Regions from separate parts of the Homo sapiens genome. Here region 1 is linked to region 2. A link is a loop called in an ENCODE intact Hi-C map of the cell type or tissue named here. Cell type or tissue: dorsolateral prefrontal cortex. All regions are shown on one strand. Links, peaks and the distances in the headings refer to the core of each region. The heading gives the core; the rest is flanking DNA.

Region 1 (2,915 bases), core at 185-2,684, 330 kb after region 2:
CCATACAGTCATATGCAGAGAAAAAGATGTTGTTGTTGTTGCTTTTGCAACAGGGCCTGGCTCTGTCACCCATGCTCGAGTACAGTGACACAATCTCAGCTCACCTCACTGAAACCTCCATCTCCCATTCTCAAGCCATCCTCCCACCTCAGCCTCCTGAATAGCTGGGACTACAGGTGCATGCTACCATGCCCAGCTAATTTTTGTATTTTTTTGGTAGAGACAGGGTTTGGTCAAGTTGTACAGGCTTGTCTCAACTCCTGGGCTCAAGTGATCCTCCCACCTCTGCCTTCCAAAGTGTGAGGATACAGGCGTGAGCCACTACACCCAGACAAAAGACAGTTGTTGAGACATATATCTATAGCTGTAATCCCAGCACTTTGGGAGGCCGAGGCAGGCAGATCACTTGAGGTCAGGAGTTCAAGACCAGCCAGCCCAACATGGCAAAACCCTGTCTTTACTAAAAAATACAAAAATTAGCAGGCATGATAGCACATGCCTGTAATTCCAGCTACTTGGGAGGCTGAGGCAGGAGACTCACTTGAACCTGGGAGGCGGAGGTTGCAGTGAGCTGAGATTGCACCACTGCACTCCAGCCTAGGCGACAAAGCAAGACTCTATCAAAAAAAAAGCATTGGCCAGGCGCGGTGGCTCACGCCTGTAATCCCAGCATTTTGGGAGGCCGAGGCAGATGGATCATGAGGTCAGGAGATCAAGACCATCCTGGCTAACATGGTGGAACCCGGTCTCTACTAAAAAATACAAGAAATTAGCCGGGGGTAGTGGCGGGCGCCTGTAGTCCCAGCTTCTCGGGAGGCTGAGGCAGGAGAATGGTGCGAACCCGGGAGGCGGAGCTTGCAGTAAGCCGAGATCGCACCACTGCACTCCAGCCTGGGCAACTGAGCCAGACTCCGTCTCAAAAAAAAAAAAAAAGTATCAGATAGTTATATATGACTATAATAGAGAGAATTGGGCAAATTTAATTTTATATCTATACATACATCTAATCCTCTCAATAACTCCATGAGAAATGTATTACTGTTAGCTCCATTTTACAGATGAAGAAGCAGAAGCCCAGAGAGCTTAAATAATCTGTCCAAGTGAATAAGTGGTGAAATTGGCTAGGTGAGGTGGCTCATGCCCGTAATACAGCACTGGCATTGCCTGTAATCCCTGGGGCAAAGGTCAGATGATTGTTTGAGGTCAGGAGTTTGAGATTAGCCTGATAACACAGCAAGACCCTGTCTCTAAAAATTTAATAATACTAACCAGTGGTGAAGTTGAGATTTGAGCCCCTGGCTCTACAGCCTTTAACTATTTTCTTCTATTGCTTCCCTGTGATATAGCCAGACCAATGGTTTTAGTTCCTCACCTTGGACCCCGTCAGAACATACCTGCTCCCACTGCCCTATGACAGCCCTTTAGTTGTGCAAATAAAACTCTTATGTCCTGCCCAAGACTGCTCTTCTCCAGGCCAACACCCACTGTTTCCTCAACTGGCCTCCATGTGACTTGGCCCCGTATCCACTGCTGCCAGCCCTGTCGTTACAGCTGGCTTCTGAAAGGAGGGACCTCAGCATGTCCTCACATTGGCTGCCTTTGCTTTCTGCTGTTTCCTGTTTCAAATTGCAGGGCCCAATACTTTGCATCAAAAATGAAGACATGACATGCTTTCAAAAAAATCTCATTTTCTAAAGGCATTTCCTATTGATTTCCTTCCTTGTTGAGGCTCCTCCCAGCCTGGCTTATGTTTAAAAAAAGAGAGAGAGAAGGATGAATTTTTTTAAAAAAGGAAGAAAGAAATCTGTGTTTCTCCAAGCTCAGACTGGTGTGAGCCTTCTTGCTGACTTAGCTGAAAAGTTGCCGCCTGGGTGCCCCATGGATGAGCTGCCCAACCAGTGTTCCCCAAAACCACTGGCCTTGGGACCATCTCTGAAATACAACCACCAAAATTCCCCTCAAAATCCCCTCTTCACCACCTTTTGTGGGATTACTGGAAGGGGCATTTCTCCTCAGGAAATCCTCTGCCTTAAAAGCTCTGCTTCAGAACTGAAAGGTTCATTTTCCATCTTTCTTTTTTTATTTTATTTTATTTGTTTATTTTGAGACAGGGTCTCACTCGGTCACCCAGGCTAGAGTGCAGTGGTGCCATCTCAGCTCACTGCAGCCTTCGCCTCCTGGGCTCAAGAAATCCTCCCTACTCAACCTCCCGAGTAGCTGGGACCATAGGCACGTGCCCCCATGCCTGGCTAATCCCAGCTTTCTTCCGTTTATCCAGTCTGACTTTTCTCATCCTAGGCGTTCTGCCACTGCATCCCTTGAAATCTCCCATTGTCCACTTGAAGAATCTGAGTACCGGCTTTGGAATCAGATAAACCTGAGCCTGAGTTACAGTTCCTCATGAGCTAGGTGGCTTTGCAAAAAACACTTACCCTCTCTGATACAGTTTTCTCATTTGGAAAATGGAGATAAAGATAATCTGCATGAGTTTCCTAGGATTGCCATAACAGATGATCCCAAACTTCATGGCTTAAAACAGAAACGTATTCTCTCACAGTTCTGTAAATCAAAGTATCAGTTGGGGCTGGGAGCGGAAGCTCATGCCTGTAATCCCAGAAATTTGGGAGGCTGAGGCAGGAGGATCACCCTACCTCAGAAGTTCAAGACCAGCCTGAGCAACATGGTGAAACTCTGTCTCTACTAGAAATACAAAAAAATTAGCTGGTGTGGTGGCACACACCTGTAATCCCAGCTACTTGGGAGGCTGAGGTGTGAGAATCACTTAAACCTGGGAGGCAGAAGTTGCAGTGAGCCAAGATTGCACCACAGCACTCTAGCCTGGGTGACAGAGAAAGGTTCTGTCTCAATATATATGTATATATATATCAGTAAGGCTACACTCCCTCTGAAGTGTA
Region 2 (2,915 bases), core at 286-2,785:
TCTCCCTTTGACTTCTCTCTCCTTCTCCCATCCGCCTTTTATGTGACCTCTCTAAAGCAAACTTAGAATGTGTCATTCATTAGCTTAAATATCTCCAGTTGCTCCCCATTGCCAAGGGTGTAAAATTCATTCTTAATCTGCAATAGAAGAAACTTCTCATCATGGCCCCTGCATTTCTCTATAGTTTCACCCTGCATCTCTTCTTTACTACTCATGATGTGCCAGCCCCACCAAATCCCACAAGGTTTCCAAGACAATGATGCCCTTTTGCAACTCAGTGGCTCTGCTCAGCTGTTCTACCTTGGGTCTCCCTACAACATGTCCCTATGGGGAACACCATCTCAACCTGCAAGTACCAAGCTCAAAGATCATTTCCATAGTAAATTCTTCACTGAATCTCCCTCGCCACCAAGGACAGAGAGAATTATTCCTTCTTGTGTCCCCAAATCAATTCCTGCACGCCTGTAGGAGAGAGGCAGCAGAGCATCATGCTGAGGGAACATGCTCCCCAATACCCTATCAGGATGCAAAGCCCAGCTCTGCACATGCTCTCTTTGACCTTGTGCAAATTACCTAAACTATGACTCAGTTTCCTCAACTGCAGAATGAGGGGAAGAGTAGTATATACAACATAGAAATAAATGTGCCAAGTACTTTAAGTCCTCAGAAGAGTGCCCCATTGCTAAGTGCTCAGTAAGCACTGGCTATTATTATGACCACTAAAATGTTAATACTGTCACCATATGCTTAGATGTCTCTATCCTTGTCTACAGAAGAGGGTGAGATTTTATCTTGTTCATGTTTATATTCCTGGCGCCTAACTTCCACGTAATAGGCCCTCAATAAATGTTTATTGAATAAGTAGATTATTTTCTAGGCAGTAAAATATTCCCATAACTCTACAGGTTATATCTCTAGCAACTTTATTTCGTTTCTTTGCTCAGTGGGAAGGAAGTCATTACATAGATCCATAAAACGCTGTGTCCTGAACAGAGACTCTAGAAGTCAATTCATGAGTCCTTCATTGACGTGGGAGTTTGGCAGCCTGGTTCTGCCAGGGCTGTCTTTAAAAGAGTCACTTTCAATTCATGTGTTCAGTAAATACCCACTGAATGTTAATCATGTGCTGGGAATTGTTCTAGGAGCTGGGGAAAAGCATTGCACAAGACAGGAAAGATTCCTGTTCTCATGGACTTTGATGGGAGGAAAATAGTGCATTAAATAATAAGAAATGAAAGAAAAAATAAGTGTTAGATAATAGGTATTTGAATTAAAAGGAGGAAATATGCTACAAAGTGTCTGGGAAGGCAACATTTTGAAAAGGAAGTCAAGGAAAGTTTTTTTGGAGGCCAGCAGTAATATTTAGACTTGAGTTTGAGACCTAAGAGAAAAACATTCCAGGAAGAGGCAGCTTCTCTTACAAGAGCCTCATGTAAAACCAAGCTTGGGATGTTCCAGGAATCAGAAGAAAGCCTGTGTGCCTGGAGCTCGGGGAGTGAATGTAGGAGTCATTCCACGTGAGGTCAGTGAGGAAGGCAGGGGCTCCACAGGCCTGGGGAAGAATGGTGGTTTTATTATATATGCAACAGGTGGCTAAAAGGTTTTGAGCAGGAGAATAATATTATTTGATTTACATATTTAAAACCATAGGGAGAATGGATTATGAGGGAAGTGGAGACCAGAATACAAGCAATGAGACCTATTAAGAGGCTATTCATTGATGTAGGTGAAAACAGATGGCACAAGTTCAGATAGTGTCTGTAGACCAGGACCTGATGTATGTTTATGAACTAGAGTCCTGGTGCTGATGGGTTAAATGTAGGGGTGAGAGAAAGAAATTCTAACTTTTCGCCCATGCTGCAGGGGCAGTCCTGTGGGCAACATATTCAACACATAGGACTATTACTCCAGTTCATATGCTAGGCGACAGGGAAGGTCGTCAGTTACTGGGCAGGGACAGCTGGACAAGGTATAGATGGGGTTGGGGGAGGAGGGAGACCAAGATTTCCACCTTCAAAATGTCTAGTTTGAGACACTCAAGTGGAGAAGACATAAAGTTCATATACGAGTTTTGAGTCCAGTAAGAGGAGATCAGAAGTGTGATTATGCAAGTAGGAATCATTTGTATGAGGACAGAATTTAAAGCTATGAGAGTAGATGTGATTCCTAGGGGGAGCATATAGTTGAAGAAGAGAGAAAGTCTCAGTGCAGAGCCCTGGAAAGGCCAGCATTTGGAGCTGGAGTATTGGGGGCCAGGAAAAAGACCGAGAGGAATCAGACAGTACTGGAAGACAAACTCTAGGAGAGTACATTGTCATGGAAGCCAAGAGAAGAAAACAACTCAAGATGGAGGGAGTGATAAACTGGGATCAAATGCTGCCAAGAGGTCGAGTAGAAAAAGGGTTGACTTTGGCAACATGGAAGTCTTTGTTAAAGGGATTAGTTTCACTTTTCATCTCCTGGACCCAATTTGCCTTTAAAAAAAAAAAAAAAAAGGGTGATGGGGGGGGGAGGAATTCTTTTTAAATACTTTTATTAGGCAGACGTACTCTTTCCTTAAAATAAATCATTCAAAGAATCCCAAGATATAAAAGAGAACAAAATCAGAGTTTCTGTATGGAAACAGAAATCTCAAGAACTTACTTAGCCCCATTTTCTTGCCCCTAAGGTTGATTCTAAGGCAGCTTGGGGTAATTCTAGGACTGCCTTGAAGAGAAGACAAAAAACACTGGACTGGAAGCTCTGTAAAGGGCTCTCTAGCCAAGAGAATCTAAGTGGAAAGATGTGAGTAGTTCTTAGCCTGCTGAACAATAGGCCATCTTCTGGTTAGCAGCCTCCTTACATGTGGCTAGATTTTCTGTTGTGAAGAATACAGCATCTCTGCCTTATAGGTAGGAAAGCTTAGGAACTTCTGT

What was found. Hi-C counts contacts between places; a loop is a spot of excess contacts. Peaks named below come from ENCODE experiments on the same cell type or tissue, not always from the same donor. Only the 100,000 strongest peaks of a DNase experiment are listed, where the experiment ranks them.
Region 1: it touches region 2 in a loop (2.5-fold over the local background); 1 of 110 quality-filtered maps calls a loop at or near these places.

The regions. Positions count from the first base shown.
Region 1 is chr9:107,643,891-107,646,805 of GRCh38, reverse strand. The region is part of intron 8 of LOC105376205 (a long non-coding RNA gene); the gene reads right to left. Among named protein-coding and RNA genes, the nearest start is that of KLF4, 160 kb to the right of the region's middle. In dorsolateral prefrontal cortex, for the core only: no CTCF peak of the experiment used is centred there; a DNase peak (open chromatin) is centred at 1,512; H3K27ac peaks cover 874 bases.
Region 2 is chr9:107,973,761-107,976,675 of GRCh38, reverse strand. No RefSeq gene overlaps it. Among named protein-coding and RNA genes, the nearest start is that of KLF4, 490 kb to the right of the region's middle. In dorsolateral prefrontal cortex, for the core only: no CTCF peak of the experiment used is centred there; no DNase peak of the experiment used is centred there.